Linked DNA regions of Homo sapiens: region 2 is linked to region 1. A link is a contact called in ENCODE Hi-C or POLR2A ChIA-PET data. All regions are on one chromosome and are shown on one strand. Each heading gives the region's core, a stretch centred on a gene start or an enhancer-like site at or near the end of the contact. The rest is flanking DNA. Distances are from core to core; before and after follow the strand shown. Region 1 holds the start of LINC01278 (long intergenic non-protein coding RNA 1278). Region 2 holds the start of ARHGEF9-IT1 (ARHGEF9 intronic transcript 1).

Evidence for each region. A loop is a pair of places that touch in the nucleus more often than their neighbours do. ChIA-PET counts read pairs that join two places held with the same protein, here RNA polymerase II (POLR2A). Pooled maps may share reads with other maps.
Region 2: a map of ascending aorta shows a loop between it and region 1 (2.5-fold over the local background). The contact joins the promoter of ARHGEF9-IT1 here to the promoter of LINC01278 in region 1. A Hi-C loop is called at or near these places in 4 of 168 maps with a recorded cell type or tissue (ascending aorta, cardiac septum, chondrocyte and 1 more) and 10 of 50 pooled maps. POLR2A ChIA-PET finds 5 or more read pairs at or near these places in 1 of 52 experiments (BJ).

Annotation. Positions count from the first base shown.
Region 1 is chrX:63,558,486-63,563,571 of GRCh38, forward strand. LINC01278 (long intergenic non-protein coding RNA 1278) reads right to left here and starts at 2,610. Exons shown (of 4, transcript NR_152613.1): 1 at 2,347-2,610. RefSeq lists an enhancer at 1,790-2,331.
Region 2 is chrX:63,667,636-63,672,798 of GRCh38, forward strand. It overlaps ARHGEF9-IT1 (ARHGEF9 intronic transcript 1), which reads right to left and starts at 3,867. Exons shown (of 2, transcript NR_138419.1): 1 at 3,614-3,867; 2 at 2,561-2,706. The region is part of intron 6 of ARHGEF9 (Cdc42 guanine nucleotide exchange factor 9); the gene reads right to left.

The DNA of each region.
Region 1 (5,086 bases), core at 1,360-3,859:
TAATTTATTTCAAACCCTTTACACAGCTTCTTCATTCATGCCTCACAATATCTTGAGAATTAGGTAGCCATTATTCCCATTTTACAACTGATAAAATAGAAGTATTGCTAGGCCTGGCATGGTGGCTCACACCTGTAATCACAGCACTTTGGGAGGCCCAGGCAGGTGGATCACTTGAGCTCAGAATTTTGAGACCAGCCTTGGCAACATGGTGAAACCCCGTCTCTACAAAAACAAACAAAAATTAGTTGGGCATGGTGGTGGGTGCCTGTAGTCCCAGCTACTCAGGAGGCTGAGGTGGGAGGACTGCTTGAGCCCGGGAGGCAGAGGTTGAAGTGAGCAGAGATTGTGCCACTGCACTTCAGCCTGGGCGACAGAGTGAGACTTTGTCTCAAAAAAAAAAGTGAAATAATTTTTCCAAAGTAATCCATCAAATAATTCATAGAGCAAGGAAATGCATTACAATGTCCATTAACATAAATACATGTACTGAAAACTGAAACAATCAAAGTGGTCATTCATAAAATGGAAAAATAAATTGTGGTAGAGTTACACATTAGAAACAGTACAGTAGGGAAAATAAATTAACTGTTAATAAAAGTTATCAACATAAAGCTCCCAACCATATTTTGACTAAAAACAAGTTGAGAAGAATATATACAGTATACCATTTATATTAGATTTTAAAGGAAGTAAAATATATATTTCTGAGATATAAATGTACATGTGGTAAAAAATTTAAAAAATTATTCATAGAAAAAATAAACCCCAAACTCATGATTGGAGTAATGGAATTAAGGAAGGTTACACAGAAGATCTCAGCTGTATTGATCAAATTTTTACTTGTTAAACTGAGCTAAGGCTACAATGGTATCGGTTGAATTTTTCTTTACAACCTTGTGTATTGCTTAATATGTAATACTTTAAAAAAGAAAGTAAATGGTATCTGGAGTATAAAAATTAATGTTGAAATAAATGTACATGGATCTTTAAGAAAAAAAAGAAAGAAAGAAAGTTGGGGAAGGACGTTGAGAAGGAAAGCAGAAGTGGGGAGGAAAAACAAATGCTACAATTCCACTACCCAGAGATTTTCATTGCTAGTTGTTTTGTTCATAATTTCCTATAGCATTTTTTCTGTTCATATAGAAGTATGTATTCACATATATTGTAAAGAAATATTTGATAATATTATGACTACTACTAGAAAACCTATTTTGTAACTTATTTCACAGGCACCAAATCAGTGCCATTTAAAAGGGCTGTATTCTATCCAATCATATTGTTATACCACAATTTATTTTACCAATTCACTATTGATGGGCATTTAGATTATTTCCAAAGTGTGCTATTACAAATAATGCTGCAATTAACACATTATATGTGTATGTGCATACCTGTGTGTATTTTCAGTAGTAACTGTGTTGAAAAAAAATTCCTAAGGGTAGAATTTCTAGGTCAAAGACTAAGAGGTTTTCAAGTTTGTTACATATGCCAAATAGCCCAACAATAAATGATTATACTAATTTACACACTTAATACTGTAATTGAGTGCCAGTGTCCCCAAACTCTGCACAACACTGGGCATAAACAATCTTTTTATCCCCTTGTCAATCATAATCTGCTATTCCGTTTTTTCATGTGCATTTATTAGTGAAGCTGAGTCACTTTTTAAACGTTTACTCACCATACTTGAATAACTTCTTCTGATTTTTTTGCCATTTTGTTAACATTTTTGAAGTTTTAATTATTATGGATATATAATAGTTGTACATATTTATGGGGTACATGTGATATTTTGATTAGAACATACAATGTGTAATAATCAAATCAGAGTAGATGGTATAACCATCACCTCAAGCATTTATCATTTCTTTATGTTAGAATCATCTCAATTCCGCTTTTTAGTTATTTTGAAATACATAATAAATTATTGTTAACTATAGTCGTCCTATTACGCTACCAAACACGAAATCACAAATACCAGGAAAGTTAACGGAGAACTGGATCAGGAGCCAAAATGTTTACATTCGAATTAAGGCTCTGGATTAATGAAAATGCGTAACCAGGAAAAGAAAGAACAAGAATAATGGGGACATAGAGGGTGAGAGAGGAGAAAAACGAGAAGAAAAAGCCATGTAAGGAAAAAGAATTTGCGCCTCAGGGTCCCCCTCCCCCTCTGCCCTGTTCCAGACACCTATTCTCATTCCCGCACTCCTACCCCTGGCGTCCTGCTAGCTGGTCTGGCTTCCTTCCCTCTGGAAAAAGGCAAATTATTCAATAAAGGGAGGATGAGTCCTAGCTCATCCCCACTTCTTGTCTCCTGCCGGGTGTTCAAATACAACTTACCACGCAGTCACCGCCATCCAACTGCATGTCACTCTCCACTTCGCCACGGTCTGAACTCTTGGCCACAAGATCTAAGCCTTCCGGATGCCCCAGCCAGTTCAGGCTGCTGGTCTCTTGTCCCTAAGCCTTTGCCGAGGTAGTCGGCTTACTTGATGCCAGCACACCAGGCCCCCCACCACCCGCTGGAAGCACAGGCCCCAGCTCAGGTCAGGTTCCGGAACCTAGCGTCCCCAGGTTCTCACGTGACTTAGTTTCCCAGGCAATAGCGCTTTTCTCCCGGATGTAGCAGTCAGCTGAAATGGAGAGAGTGCTTCTTAAAGTTAACCCTCAAACCACCATGGCCAGTGAATGCAGAATAAGCCCGCTGAGAGTTTCGTCTATTTCTATGGCATTATGCTGGAAATTATAAAGAAAAGGGATGAAAAAAACTGGAGACTTTTCACCAACAACAACATACAGATCTGTATTATTAGGATTCTTAAAATGAGTATGTGTTGTTTTTATAATTAAACTAACAAAAGGAAAATAAATAATGATGAATAATTAAAGCGGGATTATGTATACAACAAAACCGTATGATTACAACAGCACCTTATGTAGCTTTGAAAATAGGTAATGCTTCATGAGAGAAGTTATAGCAGTGTGCAAATATCAATTCAGACCTTAAACAAGAAGAATATACACACCAAAAGAGATTTCTTTAAACAAAATCTATGCTGTATGTGCCCTATGATTGTCACAGGGCTTAGAACCTGATATTCGGCTATGCATTCCTGTCAGAAAGAGCATGTTGCAGCCATGTCAGAACCAACCAAGGTCAAGAATTTCTTGTGACCAGTCGTGAAGTCCCTGAAGCAAGAAACAGAGAAACCCATGCTGGTAAGAAATGAAGAGACTCAGACCCTGCAGAAAGATTAAGAATAGCGATCGAAGACGTTAACTTGGTTGCAATCTGGCTCTGCCCTTTACAAAGTTATGCGACCTTTTTCATCTGTTAATTGCTTGTTGTAAATATTAAATTAAACAAGTCAATGTGTATAAGGCATTTAAAACAATGTCTGGCAGTGAGAAGACCTATTTGATAAATAAATAAAATATGGACACAGACATTGCAGCATAGGAATCCCTCAATCAGGAATCCTAGGTCTCCAAGAACACTGGTGATACTAATTTAGCTGTACAAGAAGGAGGTGTCCTGTGTGGGTGACATAAATATTTCAGGGTTTGGAGAGAAACATTCCTACATTTTTTATTTAAGAAAACAACACACCAAGGTTGTTTAGAAAGGCAGAGTGGACTCTGAATCCATGCAGCCTAGATTTGGATCCTAGCTCTGCTATTATCTGCGTTATTAGCTCAAGTTATTTAAGCCTTCTGTGCCTCAGTTTCCCCATAGGTAAAATAAGGATAACAGTACTAATTTCATAGGTTTGTTGTGAGACAGTAACATATTAAATAAACTTACAACGACTGCCACATAAGTACTATATAAATATTGATTAAAAGTAGTAATAAGAGACAAAAAATATTGGAAAATTAAGAAGTAAACCCACAAGGAACTACTGTCTCAGCCTAAAGTAAATCAAATACATGACCACTGCCAGAGACCTTGTCAAGGTATTTCAGATAAGAAAATCTTGTCCAATGATGTTATCGTGAAGCTGATAAGATTGTAATGTCCTTGGAAAACAAAGGTAAGCCCCTCAGAAATCTAGAACAAGTATGCTTACAACATAAAGTGTAATCCAACCTGACTAAGATGGGGAAATGATAACCTGAGCTACTAGAGTTGGAGCTGGGGCCAGTGAACTACAGCTCAAGGGCCAAAGCTTGTCTACTATCTGTTTTTGTTTGATCAGAGGACAAATAATTATTTTTACATATATAAGTGGTTAAAAAATTAAGAAACAAATATTTCATGACATGTACAAATTATATAAAATTTAAATTTAAATGTTCAAAAATAAAGTTTTATTGGAACACAAACACATTCATTTATATATTGTCTATGTCTACATTTACACTATAATGACAGTGTTCAGTACTTAAATTAGACATTAGAGCAACAACATAAAAGGATTTTAGGTCTCTGTTACCGTGGAGTCATCACACCGACCATGGATAAATTATCCTCAGACTGTCACATATTATTTTGAGTATTTTTATAGCAGTTGAATTAATCTGTATTCTGACCTGTACAGAGTACAGGCAAGTTTATACAATTGATTTGGCTTTCTAGATGAATGGGTTTAGATGATATTTATTTAAAGCTTTGCAAGATTCTGCTCAAAGCAATTCAGCCCAAATTCATCAACTACAAATTAGTCATTTTAAAAATCATTTTCGTGAGTTTTGTTCCAAAAGCGATAAAAATGACTAATCACCTAAAATACCCTAGTATTACTAAATTATTCTCTACCTCATGTTGTTTTATATACAAGATTAATTGCAAAACCTTAGCCATCAAAATTTTCAGTGAGAAACACATGTAATATTAACATAATGAAATAATTACCATTGTTATATTTAACAATTTGTAAAACAATCCCAAGTTTGTTTAAACCTATAATGGTTTCTGCAAAGAAAGGCCCCAAGACAGTCACTAAGGCATGCAGTAGGTGTTAACTAAAGACTTGACTGACCTGATTTCCTGGGTGTGTAATCATTTCTACAATAAGTAGGTACCATGTAGGGTGAGGTGGTCGTAAAGCGGAATGTTTGCCTATTATACCTAGATAGC
Region 2 (5,163 bases), core at 2,617-5,116, 110 kb after region 1:
TTTCCCCAGTCTAAAGGATGGGAAGGAAAGGGGGAACTCAGTAGAATTATTTTCTAATAATAGAACCCCCCACCCCACTGCCGAAAAAAAGCTTAGAAATACTGCTTCAACTTTAGGCTCCCGACTTAGCCTCAATATTATCCAGGAACTAGGTAAACACTCCTTCTAGAGGGGCTGACATACTAGCACAGAACCTCTGGAGGCCTGATACTGGGAAAGAAAGCCACCAGGTTAGGGAGCAGTACAGCGATTTCCTGCTGGAGGGATGGGAAGCTGAGAGAGGTTCCCACCCTGATGCAGGCTAGGAAGATGTGCTACAGTCCACTTTGAATATGTATGAAGTCCAATAAAGCCATAAAAGAGAGCCAATGCCATAAGAAGATGGTCAGAATGACTTTTAAATATACAATTTACTAAATGTGGATGATACGACCAGGAGGGCTACCCAGTATTATCTGGTCCATCCACTCCACCAGCCAGGGGCATCTCAATTCTACATTTTTTTTTTTCTTTTTTGAGACAGAGTCTCCCTCTGTTGCCCAGGCTGCAGTATAGTGGCACGATCTCGGCTCACTGCAAACTCTGCCTCCTGGCCTCAAGCGATACTTGTGTCTCAGCCTCCCAAGTAGCTGGCATTACAGGCATGTGTGTGACACCATGCCCAGCTAATTTTTATATTTTTAGTAGAGATGATTTTTTGCTATGTTGGCCAGGCTGGTCTCAAACTCCTGACCTCAAGCGATCCACCGACCTCAGCCTCCCAAAGTGCTGGAATTACAGATGTTAGCCACGGTGCCCAGCATCAATTATATTTTAATTACTTGCAACATGTAACTCCACCAATTAGAAAAAAAATTAAAATAATACTCCTCTATGCTCACCAAGCTGACTAACCTTGAGCAACACACGTAGTCTCTCTATAACTCAGTTGCCTCATCATTAACATGGGGATAATAACAGTACCAACTTCATTTGGGTGTTGTGAGGATTATTTAAATTAAAACATATAAAGTGCCTAGAAGGTACACATCACACTATAAGCTCAACATAAGTGATACTTATTTTCTTGACTATTACTGTGTGCCCCAGTTTCCATACCTATCCTGTCTCCTAGTAATATAGCAACCCAGTAAGTGATGTTTTGTTATTACCCCAAAACCAGGGTCAAAGAAATTGGAAGTAATTTGCCCAAAGGGGCAGAACCTAGGTCAGAAGCCCTCCAAAGCCTATGCTCTTATCCACCAAACCACATTAGAATGATGGCCCCCACCCAATCTCCTCCTACTGTCACCAACCCAGGGGAACAACCAGATGCCATGGAAGATTTCTAAGGTGAGAATCTCAAAAGACCTGGGCTCTGAGTCCAATGCTGCTACCAACTCACTCTTGAGTTAGAAACTAGCTTAAACTCTCGCCATCTGTTTCCTCATTTGTAGAGGGGGAATATTAAAACAGTTCCTGTTTGACCCACTTCACATGGCTGTTTGAGAGCGTCAAATGAGTTCATGGAAAGGAGACAGCCCTCTCATTGTTTAGAGATCTCACCCTTGCTTCCTCTGCTCCACTTATATAACACATCTCTTTGTCTTGCCCCCAAAAGTACAACTCCTTCCAAAAATCCCCAACCGTGGGCCTTTGGATCTGTTCACTCCCTCCAGGATTTTGCTCACACTGTTCCCTCTGCTGGAATATGTTTGTCCGCACTAGATGTTCAAGGCCACATCTCATTGATCTCAATATCCTCATTGCCCAGCATAGGGCCTGGCATATGAGGGGAAATGTTCAAAACATAAGTCTCATAATTTCACGTATTTGCTCAAAAACCCTCCAGTGGCTCCCATCTCACTCAAACTAACAGTCAGTCTTATGAAGACAGGATCTGACCTCCAGTCACCTCCCTAACTTCATTTGCTCCCACTCTCTCACTCACTTACTCTACTCTGGGTAGAGTAACAACACTGGCTTCCGTGTTGTTCCTTTAGCACACACTCCTATATTTCAGGGTCTTCGTGTTTGTTTTCCCCTCTGTCTGGAATTCTGTGCCCCAAGAAAACCACATGGTTTGCTCCTTCCTCTCCTTCAGGTCTGTTCTTAACTGTTACTTCCTCAGGTAGTATCCACATTACTCCCTAACCTGTTATCCTACTTTATTTTTCTTCAGAGGCCCATCTACCTGATGATATATGTTTGTTTGTTGCCTCTTTTCCCTACTGGAATATAAATCAATGAGAGTGGAAACTTTGTCATGTTCACTGATGTCTTTGCAGAACCTAGAATAAGGTCTGACACAGAGTACTTGATATTTAAATACTCAATAAATACTGTTTGACAACTAAATCAATAGGTGTGGAATGAACAGTGGCCACCAAAAACTACCCAAAGCTTTCTTGCCAGCTTATCTACCTTCCTTCCTTGGGGTCAGAGCCCGAGCGAAGAGGCCTCACCCCATTCTAATTCTAATTCACCCCATTCTGCCTGATTTCACCCCATTCTAATTATAGGCCAATTGATGTGGGGCTGTAATCTGAGCAGATCCAGGGAAAGGACAAGGGGAATGCCATACTTTTTAACTAGTTTATTTTCAATGCTGCCTACTGACAGGAAGGCAGAGGAGTAACAAATCCATCTAGCCCTACATTTGATCTTCTTGTCCCAGGAGTATGCCTCATCAAGCCACTTTAGCTTTTAAGTAGATGCTTTTGCTGCCTTCATCATGTTGGGTTTTCTTGTTTCCTCCAACTTCTTTGGATTCAGTCATCAAATAGCAAAGTGGAACAGGTCCTTGGGTATTACACAACCAGGCTGGGAGGAGAGGGATCCCACAAAGAGGAAATTACAACCACACACAATCAAGCTCCCAAATATGAGCTACAATGTTAGGTTCCTGCTACAAATCTCCAGAAAAAAAAAAAGATTAAAAAGAAGCTATCCAGGATATGTTACCTTTCCCTTGTTTTCAAGTGGATTAAATGAGTGTGCAAGGTGGCAAAGTGACAGCTCAACCAAACCTCAGCATCATGGAAATTAGAAATAGAAATTTCCCAGAAACTGCAGTCCCTGGGAACAGATTATTCTCCCTGCTGCTCCCGCATACTGCTCTAATGTATTGATTAGTAGAGAGATGACTGACACTTTTACTCATCCATTTGATTTTCAGGAGCCCTGGGGGGTGGGGTAAAAGGAAAGTTACTTCAGGAACTCTAGTCCCTATAGAATGGTAGAGGGCAGGGATAATAACCAGAGTTGGGCAAAGAGACCAAGAATGTTCACGGAATAAGCTAAGAGAAGGGTCAGGCCTTGATATAATGCAGGGCTTCCTGCTCTCTAGCCAGACACTCTGATCTATTGAGCAGACACTAATTGCCTGCATGCTACCCTCCAAATTCCTCTTCAAGGGAGATTAAGCTCTGAAGGTTTCCCCTATGACTCCTCTTTTTCATTTGACAAATGAAGCTGAAATTATCATGCAGATGCTTTTGACAGCCACTCTGTTTGTTCAAACATCTGGGAGACAAGGGGGGTGGCAGAGACAGCAAAATATGGCATCTTTTTCTTGATTTGCACGGTCTGTTCACAGCAGTCCTCGGCAATCTGGCAGAATGTCTCTCCTTGCCTAGACAACTTCTTGGGCAGGTGGAATGCACAAAGAACCTATACCAGGGAACCTGTGAAATTGGGCCACCAATCCTAACCATCATCAAGCCATGGAGCATCCATGTCTCATTGCTTTCTTGGGGAGACTCCCCAGCACTCACCCACCACCTGACTGGGATTTGGATGACCTCCCCAAGGTAGTCTCACTGTCTTATTTAAATATAAACTCTTTACTACATACAAAAAGCAAGTCGCTGAAATATCACAAAGAACAGCAATTGGGCTGTGAGAGGCAGAAGGTTGAAGGAATATGTGGTACCTTACTGAAAACAATACCACACAAGGAATCAGGGGACTAGATTCAAGTTCCAGCTTTGTCACTGACTTGCTGTGTGGCCTTGGTAGGAAATAAACCTCTCTCTGCTTCTCTGTCTTTCACCATCATTGCAAGGTGTTTGAGAGTAAGTGTGTGAGAGTATGTGTACATGTGCATATGTGCATGTGTATACACACAAGAATCGTCAGGGTTGTAGGGGGAGTCCTCTAAGAGCCTTGGTGATTCTGACATTCTAGAAGTCTTTAACACAGGTATGGCAAATATGACAGAAACTTTAGGCTTGGCCTTTGAAATATATCCATCAGGCTTTACTAGAGAAAAGACTTCCTAGAGGACAACTTCGCTGGAACTGGCAAGTTCCACAGTGACCTCAGTCTGACAAGAAGACCATGAAGAATTTTTCTTCTTACAAATTGCTATAGGCTGAATGTTTGTATCCCCATAAAATTCACATGTTGAAACATAATCTCTACTGTGATGGTATTTGGAGGTAAGGCCTTGGGGGATGATGGTCATGAGAATGAGGCAGTCATGAATTAAATGGGAATAGCATTCATAAAAGAGACCCCAAAGAGTTCTCTCATCCTTTCTGCCATGTGAGGTTACAATGAGAAGACAACAGTCTATGAAGAGGGCCCTCACCAGGCACTGAATCTACTGGTTCCTTGATCTTGGACTTCCCAGCTTCCACAATTATGAGAAATAAATTTCTGTTGTTTATAAGCCACCCAGTCTATGGTATTTTGTTATAGCAGCCTGAATGAAGTAGGATGTCAATTTAGATGAAGAAAGGCTTCACCAAGCAGGAGCGTACAAGGGATGTGTGGGCTTACATGAGATTAGAGTACCAATCAATCAGGCTAATAAAGGAGGCAGACACTGTTAGAACTGTGTTTTTGTGGCCCCATTCAGACATACATGCAGGAAATTCCTTCTGAGATGCTGAGTGTTTAAATCATAGCTCAGTGTTATTGAGCTTGGTGCTACTGAAGCTCCCTGAGTAGGCCAGGTAATTTCATGCTATTTTTGGTTCCCCATGGCTCCTGCTCCAAGGACTGATGTCCCAGAGCACACAGGGGAATCAGAAAGTCTTCTAGGCATTGGGAAGTTGGGGAGATGCTCCAGGGAATAGGAAGACAACTGCTGCTGGGCACCTTCTCTTACAAAAAACCCTGCCAACGAGAGAGAATAAGGCCAGCTAATCCACCTTAATTTTAGAGTGTCTTAGAGTT